Regions from separate parts of the Homo sapiens genome. Here region 2 is linked to region 1. Evidence: read pairs that join two places in POLR2A ChIA-PET (ENCODE). Cell type or tissue: Panc1. All regions are shown on one strand. Each heading gives the region's core, and the rest is flanking DNA. Links, peaks and the distances in the headings are about the cores only. Region 1 has its middle 21 kb from the start of STAT4. Region 2 overlaps LOC107985833 (a long non-coding RNA gene).

The links. ChIA-PET counts read pairs that join two places held together with the same protein. Peaks named below come from ENCODE experiments on the same cell type or tissue, not always from the same donor. Only the 100,000 strongest peaks of a DNase experiment are listed, where the experiment ranks them.
Region 2: POLR2A ChIA-PET joins it to region 1 with 5 read pairs; 3 of 35 experiments call an interaction of 5 or more read pairs at or near these places.

What each region holds. Positions count from the first base shown.
Region 1 is chr2:191,169,392-191,174,773 of GRCh38, forward strand. It overlaps the pseudogene HMGB1P27. Among named protein-coding and RNA genes, the nearest start is that of STAT4, 21 kb to the left of the region's middle. In Panc1, for the core only: no CTCF peak of the experiment used is centred there; a DNase peak (open chromatin) is centred at 2,741; H3K27ac peaks cover 3,971 bases.
Region 2 is chr2:191,538,391-191,543,772 of GRCh38, forward strand. The region is part of intron 2 of LOC107985833 (a long non-coding RNA gene); the gene reads left to right. Among named protein-coding and RNA genes, the nearest start is that of NABP1, 140 kb to the right of the region's middle. RefSeq lists a silencer at 3,170-3,332. In Panc1, for the core only: CTCF peaks have their summits at 866 (motif pointing right) and 1,070; no DNase peak of the experiment used is centred there.

The sequences.
Region 1 (5,382 bases), core at 119-5,118:
CTCTTGAACTACCATCACACCCACTTACTGTGGTTTTCCATTGTTGTATAGGATTTTAAAAAATAACTCATTAAATAAGCTTCATTTGAAGATCTCTGACAAGCTTGCTTTTCACTTATGAACCTAATGTAAAACATCCAATTTAGATACATTTTAAGCAGTTACTAAATAATTCCCTTACAGCTATATAGGGGTGCCTATAAGATGAGTCAATGGGTGGTTTATTTAGTCATCTATTTATTCAGCAAGTTATAGAGTGCCAACATTGAACAATGAGCCATCATAGGTTAAAATCAGGTAAAATACCAGCTTGTGCAAGAGGTGTGCCTGCCATCACATTTGAACCCAATTGCTGGAAGAGACAAGTCACAGTATGGAACATAAATACCTCAATACAAGGTAATTTATGAATCATATTAGGTAATTTGAACAAACTAAGAAAGACTGAGTGAAGAAGATGGACCCTAAAAGAACGGTTAGGATTTTTGATAAGGACTAGAGGAATATATAAGTGAAGAGAAAGACATAAGTACGGGCTGAATAGGCAGGGAAACCCAGTGTGTATTCAGGGAAGGTCAAACAGAACATATTGGCAGGAGCAGAAGCTTCATACTGGAAAATAGAAGCAGGTAAAGCTGGTGATGCGTGGAAGTGCTGTGGTGTTTTAAATGCGAGGTGCCTGAGTTTGAAGTATTTCTACGATTCAATTGCCACTCCCTTGTCATTCTTAGCCACTCCAGCCTATCCTCAAGCTGCTGCCAACATGATTCCTCTAAAAGATAAAGTTAACACATAACTCCTCTGTTGAGGATTTCTCAGTGGATTTTAGAAGGGTATGGGTCCCTAAGCCCACTCAAGTATGGGGGTCTATGAGACTGTTCAGAACTGAGCACCAAGACACAGGTTCCCTCTGGCTGAGCTCAGCTTGGAGGGTCACCACTGGCCCTGCCTGGTCTCATAGGGAGCTGGATAAACAAGAGCCCTCTTTGATCCAAGCAATGGTCTCAGACAGAGGTGAAATTGCACCTGGCAACCCATTATGCGATGGCAAATAATGGCAAACAGGCTGAGAGATCTCTGGGTTCTGATTAAATTCCAGGACACTTACACAGTGGAATTTGATGTTACTGGCTTACTAAACTCAAACAAACTTTCAAATTCACTGTGTAAATGCATTTAATTTCAGCAAAACAGCATCCATTATCTTAAGTTTACATTCAAATATTATAGATTATATTTTTGTTTTAATTTTATTTTAAAAATTAGTGCTGTGTATGGTGGAAAGTAGGAATATAGATATAGATATCATACGGCATTATCTAATTTAGTTTTAAAATGATCCCTGCAGCGTAGTTATTATTATCCCATATTATAGATGAGGAAATTGAGGGTTAGAGGGTTCAATAACTTATGCAAATTCAAACAGCAATTAAGTAGCAAATTAGGGATTTTAAACCAGTTCTATTCAATGCCACTTCTTCTGCACATGCACATTCAGATGTCATCTTCAGAGACATCAAAGTAGAATTTGTAAATGACAGAAGCTGAGAAGTGCAAGGACCCAGACTCATCTACAATATCTACTTCCTGGCCGTGACTCATCAGAGGAAAACTACGAATTATGGTTTTACTAAATCAAGGAGTTATATTCGATGACTTTTCAAATCTTCTCTCATCCCCTTGAGTCTATGATCCCTTATCAAATTTCTACTGCTCCCTAAACATTTCAGATTTCAAGAGCTCAGTTGAATCAATGAGGAACTCTTACCCATATTGAAGGAAATGTCTTTTATAGTGATATGTTCCTGTTTCCCTAAAACACCACGAGCAAACTTCAAATACCATTCCAACTTTTGCCCTTTTTTTTTTGTCCACACCTCTTTCAAAAATAAGTAACAGCATTAACAAAAACCAACAAAATTTGGCCCTAGCCCATCTGAAGTATCAGCCAGATTTGCATTTAGTTCCCCAGACCAAAGTAGGAGAAGCAGTTAGCTGGTTACAAGCCCTTCACAGTGCTAAAGAACAATGAATGGAGGGCTTCAAAATCAAAACCATACGTTTGGTAGGAAACAGCTCCAACTGGTGCTTGATTACTAACTAGGCGTTCTGCTTCTAACATGATTAGGACAAACACAGAAAACCCTGTAGGGTTTGAACTGATGGACTGATGTTTCCCTCCCAGGAAGAAAAAGAGCAGTATCCAATGGCATTGAATCACTGTGATTCTGGATACCTTCAAAAGCCAGGGCTTTGAGGGGGTTCTCATTTCTATGCCACACAGTGAGCCCTTCTCTTTCTCAGGAATCCTCTCCAGAGAGAGAGGCTTTGTGTAGAATTTTCCTGAATGCAATGAATGTCAGCACATTCCCAGCTAGAATGTGCATTCTATTCTTATCAAGTGAAACTGACCTCCCTGCCCCAGCATGCTCTCCTTGTTCAACATGATGATTAATTTCAATGATGCAGGTTTCTAGATGAATTGCACTAGAATTTGCATCCACTCCAGATGGCAAATATGTACCTCTGGAATCTCCTCACCCTTAGGAAAGAGGTCATGTGCTAGCTTGCAAGAATGAGGATTTTTAAAATAGTTGGCTTACAATCAAATCTGTGTCCCACAAAATGCTCTGTCCAGACTAGCCTCTCTCCTTTTAGTTGGCAGCGATCCTCTCCTTCCTACTCATTTTCCATCTGATACCATGTGACTCAAGTAGGAGTCACAACCAAAATGAATTTTTTTTACTGCAAAATTCAAGATTTTACAGTATTTTTTCAGCCAATGGAAGCAACCAGGATTCATAAGAGTCTGCAAGTTGATGTTCAATAGGCCCCTGAATCATGCTTATTCACAGATTTCCAAGTTAATTGCCCTGATACATGCTACTGAGCTTCTTCTAGTGAACAAAAATCTTACTCCATTAGTCATCACTGTCAAAAGGAATACAGTACGCAAAATAAAAGCTGGTCCTCTTTTTGTGTGCATTTCTGCATCAGAGTGATTGTTTCAACATTGATTAAATACAGATTTCCCCCCAAAGCTTTGTTGGAAGCGCTAAGTGGTTCAGGTGATGGAAAGTGAGTTAATTCATGTGCTCCCCTAAGTATTTTTTATTGAGGCATTTTCTTAGGATTCAAAGCAAAAAGGAAGGAAATTGCTCTTATGTGTATCAAGGAAGTCCAAATACTCACATGGACAAATAGCTGCCCCACTTCATTCGCCCTTCTTTGCATCCCAGAACTGTCACCTCCAGGAGCCTCTGCTGAGGTTACCATGGAGCTGTGGGGAAAATTTTGTTTGGAGCTTTCAGAGGATCTGTGGGGATAAACGTGGATGAAGACAAAAACCTGAAAATCTAGGGGCTGGCTCTGGGTTGGGGCAGAATCATAAGAGCTGGCCCACCCACCCAGCAGTGTCCTGGCTCCCTCATTACCTGAAATTCCACAAATTTAGTTCAAGACAACGCACATTTGCTGTGTCCTGGGAATTCTGAGATAACTAAAAAAAAAGCTCACGGTATAATGGGAAAGGTAGGAACTTTGTTATAAGATAACTCTGCCTGAAAGAGGTGAAAAGGCATTACTGAGGTATTTTTGAGCCAGATTTTGAAGGCAGGATGGAAGATTGCCAAATGCAGAAGAGAAAGCCAAGGGAATCCCATTTACAAAGGTCAGGGCCTGATTTGCTGTGGCAGAAGAATGGGATCTGGAGGAACCTAGCACTCACAGGAGAGGAGATGAGGCAGGTTTCGCCAGGCCCGAAGACGTGGCCACCAAAGTGTAAGATAGTGTGATCTGCAACAGTGCTGGAAATAGACTGGGGTAGGGAGAGACCAGTTGTGAGGTTTTTGCCATAGTCCCAGCAAGTACTTATGAAGATCTGGACGGCAGTGACAGCAGGACTTAAAAAAAAAAAAAATCACATCTTAGAAATTTTTTTTTCTTTTTTTTTTTGAGATGGAGTCTCTGTCTCACAGGCTGGAGTGCAGTGGCTCAATCTCACTGCAACCTCTGCTTCCTGCCAGAGTGGCTCACTGCAATCTCTGCCTCCTGCCAGGTTCAAGCTATTCTCCTGCCTCAGCCTCCTGAGTAGCTGGAATTATAGGTGCTTGCCACCACGCCCAGCTAATTTTTTGTGTTTTTAGTAGCGATGGGGTTTTACCATGTTGGCCAGGCTGGTCTTGAGCTCCTGAACTCAGGTGATCCTCCTGCCTCAGCCTCCCAAAGTGCTGGGATTACAGGCATAAGCCACCGTGCCCAGCCCTTAAAGACATCTTTGGAAGGTAGAATTGACAACATTGGATGTGGGTGATAAGGGAGATGTCTGCAGAGGTTTCTAGTTTGGGGGATTAAGCTGATGGTGGCAGTTCTGAGTGAGGTTTCTATCTACCTCTATCTCTTCATCTGTCTGCTTCTCTCTCGGTCTCTTTCTCTGCCTCTATTTTTTCTATTTCTGTTTTTCTCTGAGACATTCTATACCTGTCTTTTGTCTCTTGCTTTTTTATGTTATCAGCTTCGTTCTACACATCAGTTCCATTCTCCTCTCTATAATGACCAACTTCTTCTGCCCCCTGGTAACTCAAGATGACACATGCCTTTGACTTTCCATAGCTTTCATTCCCTTGAAATTCTCTCACTTCCCATTCCACTGTTCATTATAAAGTTCGTTCCATATTTTTCTGTTCAAATTTCCAATAAAGAGAATCTAATGAGAGGCAGCATCTGGCTCCCACTGTCATGGCTATTGCAGTACATTGAGCTCCATAGAAATAGTGCTGGGGAAAGTGAGAATTGATAAGCACTGGGCCACTCTGTTGGTGGCTAAGGAAAAATTACTAAACATGCGCAAAGGAGATCCTAAGAGGCCATGGGGCAACATGTCATCATATGCATTCTCTGTATAGACTTGCTGGGAGGAAGCACAAGAAGCAGCATCCAGCTCCTTCGGTCAGCTTCTCAGAGTTGTCTCAGGAGTGCTCAGGGAGGTGGAAGGCCATTTCTGCTAAAGAGAAAGGAAAATTTGAAGACATGGCAAAGGCAGACAAAACCTGTTATGAAAGACAAATGAAAACCTAATCCCTCCTAAAGGGGAAACAAAAGAGGAGTTTAAGGAAACCAGTGCACCCAAGAGGCCTCTTTTGGGCTTTTTCTTGTTCTGTTCTGAGTATCACCAAGATCAAAGGAGAATATCCTGGCCTACCCATTGATGACATAGCAAAGAAACTGGGAGAGATGTTAATAACACTGCTGCAGATGGCAAGCAGCCTTATGAAAAGAAGGCTGCTAAGCTGAAGGAAATATGCGAAAAGGATATTGCTGCATACCGAGCTAAAGAAAAGCCTGATACAGCAAAAAAGCGAGCCATGAAGGCTGAAAAAAAGC
Region 2 (5,382 bases), core at 196-5,195, 370 kb after region 1:
GAGAGGGAAAGGCCCTTGGAGCTGCTGTGAGTCTAAAAACCCTGTACCTCATCCACAGTAGGTGCCATCATAGGGAGCCTCTTGCCAGCACTGCCTGGAGGAGGGATCCCCTTCCCCAGGCAGTTTTCTTCATCCAGCCTGTGAGTCTCTATTCCCAGCACTAGTCTCAGATAAAAGCTGCTCTGGAAGCTGATAGGGCAATGACAGTCTCCTTGCTAGGGGAGGGGGACTTTTGCCTCACTCTTCTTATTGTCCCCAAGGGAAGCAACCATGATAAATGCAAAACAGGCACAAGGGTCGTCTGCTCAGCTGGTGACACCAGACCGCGCTTTCTGTTGAGCCTAGCCAGTGACACTCACGCTGCCTGGGGGACTGGTTGGGGAGGGGATCTATTTTTCTCTGAGTTGATAGACAGTAAATCCCATTCCTGGTTTACAGTAGCTCAGGGCCAAGGGAACCCTGCCGTTTAGTAGGAAACAGACCTAGGGTACACTGACCAGCCTCCTGAGAGGAAATAGCCCACATGAAGGAAGGGCAGGGCAGTTTGTGACTTTAGTTTTCACTTGAATGGGAGGCTAATTAACATAAAATTAATTTTATTGTGGCTATCAAACAGCCTAGAGTTCATATGCTATAAAAAAATTATAGTAATTAGTGCATCCAGCCAGCACAACAATACAAATATTCAGTGGCATTTGTGATTTCCAACAGAGCATTTGCTACCTGGGCAATTCTCCTTCTGAGTATCTGTTTCTCAAGAATATGGTTTTTAATAGCTTTGACTTGACATTTATATCTTGAGCAAAACTGAAATGGGCAGCTAAAGACTAATTATGCTAAATATTCTAACAAGCATAATTACCGTTGTTCCAGCAGGGGGCACCGAAGGCAATGTCTCAGTGTGTCTTTTTCTTTTTTCTTTTCTTCTTTTTTTTTTCTTTTTTATCCCCCAAGCTGCTGCTTTTAGGCTTATTTAATGGAAGCTGATTGCCCTATCCTAATGATTCTTTTTTTGCATAATCTACACTGCAATAACCTACAAGCATTTTTATTTTAGCATAATTTCAAATTTTGGTTTTTGCTCTGTTAGATTCTTTCTGTTCAGAGAACAAAGAGATTACCAAAAAAAAAAAAAAAAAAAAAAAGAAGCAAAATCTTGGCCTAAGCTCAAGTCCTGGAGGTTTTTGAGCAGAAGCTCCTGACTTGTTCTAAGGACCGCATGTGACACTGTGCCTTGACTGGTGTTGGAGTTCATTGTGGAGGAGAGGAGGACGTGCACACATATCTCTGGCAAATTTGGTTTCTATCCAGTCAACAGTAAAATTGAGAAATGAGCTTTTCACTAGCAAATGGTAATTATAATGAAAAACTCCCAACCTTACACAGTACACAGGAGAAAAACAGACCGCACTGTTATTTCCTGATTTCCTGCAAATCACAGTTGGCAGCATTTGACGGCACAAGTCAAGGACCTTATAGGCAAGATTACCTAGAAAATCCTTTGCTTCAGAAGCCAAAAACCTTTAAGTCTTCAGTATTTAAATGCAGCTGTATTGCTGATTAGATGTCAGAACTAGAGCACACTGAAGTGCCCTATTTAGTGATTAACTCAATGGACCAATTTTGCTTTCAGATATTATACTTCCATGGAGGAAAAATTTGCATACAGATTTAGAAACAGGACTATCTTCTTTCTGGGTTATGCAGGGACTGGGGGATGCAAAATGTGTGAGTGCCACCATAATCCTCATTCCACAATTGTCTTGTCTCTAACTGAATCTCTTAGTGAATCATCTTTATCACCAAGAATATGACATAGCCACAGGGATGTTGCTAGGAACAAATCATTTCTTGTTTTTCAGTGCTTTATCGATTAATGTATCTTCACTCTCTCTGCTATGTAGGAGCCAGCACTCAGAGAGAGAGCTTACAACTCTGTACCACATATTAAAATCTTTGGCTATATGTAAGGTTCCCTAGTGTAAATTTTATTTATTTATTTGAGACAGGGTCTCACACCATTGCCCAGGCTGGAGTTCAGCGGTCTGATCTCGGCTCACTACAGCCTTGACCTCCAGGGCTCAGGTCATTCTCCCACTTCAGCTTCCTGAGTGGTGGGGACTACAGGCATGCACCACTATGCCCGGCTAATTTTTTGTATTTTTTTGTAAAGATGGGGTTTCCCCATGTGGCCCAGGCAGGTCTCCAGAGCTCAGATGATCCACCTGCCTTGGCCTCCCGAAGTGCTAGGACTACAGGAGTGAGCCACCGAATGCTGCCTTAGTGCAAATTCATATGTGACTTTTTTTTCTGCTTGTGCTTATAATGAATCTGTCTAGTGCCTCATGTGTTTTGGATATAATCTGAGGACTCCCCAACATATAGAGAAATTCCTGCAATTCTCAGCTTAAATTCTTCCTCCTTCCCTGATCTCCAGGCATGGGTAGCTAGGGTCTCCGCTGCCATCCCACAGCACTGTGGGTGGCTGAGGGCCAGGGAATAGGTGTGAAGTGGTTTCACTATAAAGCACAGCCTGCCTCAGCCTACAGGGGCAGCTGATAGTGCTACACAGAACATGTCTCTGTGACTTTGGAGACTTATCCTCAATTTGGAAATTGCACTTCTGACTAAGAAGACTGAGCAGAATATAGGAAGAACCCCCACGCCAAAAACAAAACAAAACAAAACAAAAACAAAAACAAAAAAACCCCAAAACCAAAAAAAAAAAAACAAAACAAAAAACAAAAAACTCGAAGTGCTAAGCTCTAAACCCCTGGACATATAAAAATCCACAATAAGTGATAAGCACAGGGCATTTATGACGGGCATTAGAGGAAAGCGAATACAGTTGATGAAGACTGTAGATAAAATCTGAACTGTGAGCACCTGCAGACACAGAGAATATGCTGCAGTGACTAAAGAGGGGTCTGATACAAGGAAATGATCTCCAAGTGCCCACTGGTGAGGGACCAGAGCAGCAGCCTTGCTCCTAACGTGCAGGGTCCAGGGCAAGAGAACAACGGGCGGCCCACGTACCATATGACTACATGTTACAAAATCAGTATCAGGTCTACAACTTGGTAGATAAAATATGCTCTAACTCCCCACCTTGACACATGTAATTTTATTTTATCTTATTTTATTTTATTTTATTTGAGATGGAGTCTCGCTCTGTTGCCCAGGCTGGAGTGCAGTGGTGTGATCTCAGCTCACTGCAACCTCTGCCTCCTGGGTTCAAGTGATTCTCCTGCCTCAGCCTCCTGAGTAGCTGGGACTACAGGTGCATGCCACCACGCCTAGCTAATTTTTGTATCTTTAATAGAGACAGGGTTTCGCCATGTTGGCCAGGCTGGTCTTGAACTCCTGACCTCAGGTGATCTGCCAGCCTCAGCCTCCCAAAGTGCTGGGATTACAGGCATGAGCCACCACGCCTGGCCAGACACATGTAATTTTAGAAAGTCCTGGAAGGTCAGGTTCAAATCACGACCTCTCATATTCCTCAGGCCTAAAACCTACTCTTTTTCTTATCCCTCCAGGCTTCCTCCTGTACAGAGAATGCTGACCAGTAAACAAAGTGTAGATCTGTTGCTCAATGGGTTCCCCAATATTTTCTTACTTGAATTACTCTTTCTCATCCCCATCAAGCAGGCTGGAGGCCCACAAAATATCCAAGTAGGAGGCAGCAAAATGAGGGCTGCTTCCAAAGGCTGAAAAGTGCAGTGCTGAGCATGACTGGGTCTTTTTCCCAAGTTCATTCGTGAGATCCACTACTCCTTTGCAGCAGTAAGTGCAGGGGGCAGGACCTGACCTGGGGGGTGGAAATTTTTTCCCCTCTCTGGAAATTCCAGCAGTGATCTTTAAGTCATATCTTACTAAAATACTTGGAAGAAACTTTGAAAGCAATAGTTACCTGGTCAGGCACAGTGGCTCACTCCTGTAATCCCAACACTTTGGGAGGCTGAGGCGGGTGGATCACCTGAAGTCAGGAGTTTGAGACCAGCCTGGGCAACGTGGTGAAACCCCGTCTCTACTAAAAATACAGAAGTTAGCCAGGTGTGGTGGTGCGCACCTGTAATCCCAGCTGCTCATTAGGCTAACAGCAGGAGAATTGCTTGAACCTGGGAGGCGAAGGTTGCAGTGAGCTGAGATGTTGCCACTGCCCTCCAGCCTGGGCAACAGAGCGAGACTCCATCCCAAAAATAAAATAAAATGAAAGCAATAGTTACCTAATGTCTTTAAGAACCATATGTAGCTCAGTCTGCATATTTTTGTCCTGCAACTGCAAGCAAAATATTTAAAAAATAACAATCTCTTTCTAATGGTTTGTGCTCCATAATAATATGATTTCAGGTCCTTTTTCCAGCCATGACACTCTCCTTCTGCCTGCTTCCATCGAAGGCTTTATACTATTTTTACAGCAACTTGCAGTCTACCACTTGCTTCAGCTCTTCCATGGCATGTCATCAACTGATAGACTAATGAGAAATTACTGTAATTACAACTATAGACTCATTACATAGGTCTCTCTTTTTTTTTTTTTTTGAGACAGGGTCTCACTCTGTTGCCCCATGTGGGGTGCAGTGGTGAGATCATGGCTCACTGCAGCCTCGACCTCCTGGGCTCAGGTGATCCTCCCACCTTAGTCTCCTGAGTAGCCAAGACTACAGGCACCTGCGACCACACTTGGCTATTTTTTTGTATTTTTTGCAGAGACAGGGTTTCATCATGTGGCCCAGGTTGGTCTCAAACTCCTGGGCTCAAGCAGTCCACCCACCTCAGCCTCCCAAAGAGCTAGGTAGGATTACAGGTGTGAGCCACCACACCTGGCCTACATAGATTTTAATCATTAAACTACATATAGCAAAGGGTACCGAAATAAGACATAAAATAGAAAACTTGCTTTTCTTCATTTTGAGTTGATTACTTATTGCTTTTCATGAAACTCTAGAGGCCAGCAGTTTCCTCCTACTTCTCTTGAGATCAAATTATCTCTCTGATTAGGAAACTCAGTGTGATAGATAAAATATCTTTTCATGACATTTATTTTTTTAGAAAGTACCTTGTAAATTAAAGGCCCCTCTTCCTAGGTGCTCACCCTTTGTGCTTTGCTAGCTTGATTGACATTTACGCTTTTACAGCTATTCAGTATTTCTCGTTATTTTGCCCAGGACCTACAGTGTCCTGAGAAGAAACCAGTAATTTAGAAGGTAAGCATTCAAGATAAAGTATTATTGCCAAATTGTAAAAAGTTGGGATGCATTTCTACTTTTTTTTTTAACATCAAAAAAGGGCCTGAAAGAAGTAAATTTCCCTTCCAAAATTGACACATAAATCTGTTTTTGCTTTTGCTCAAAATGATGAAATAATCTAGAGAAGGCAAAA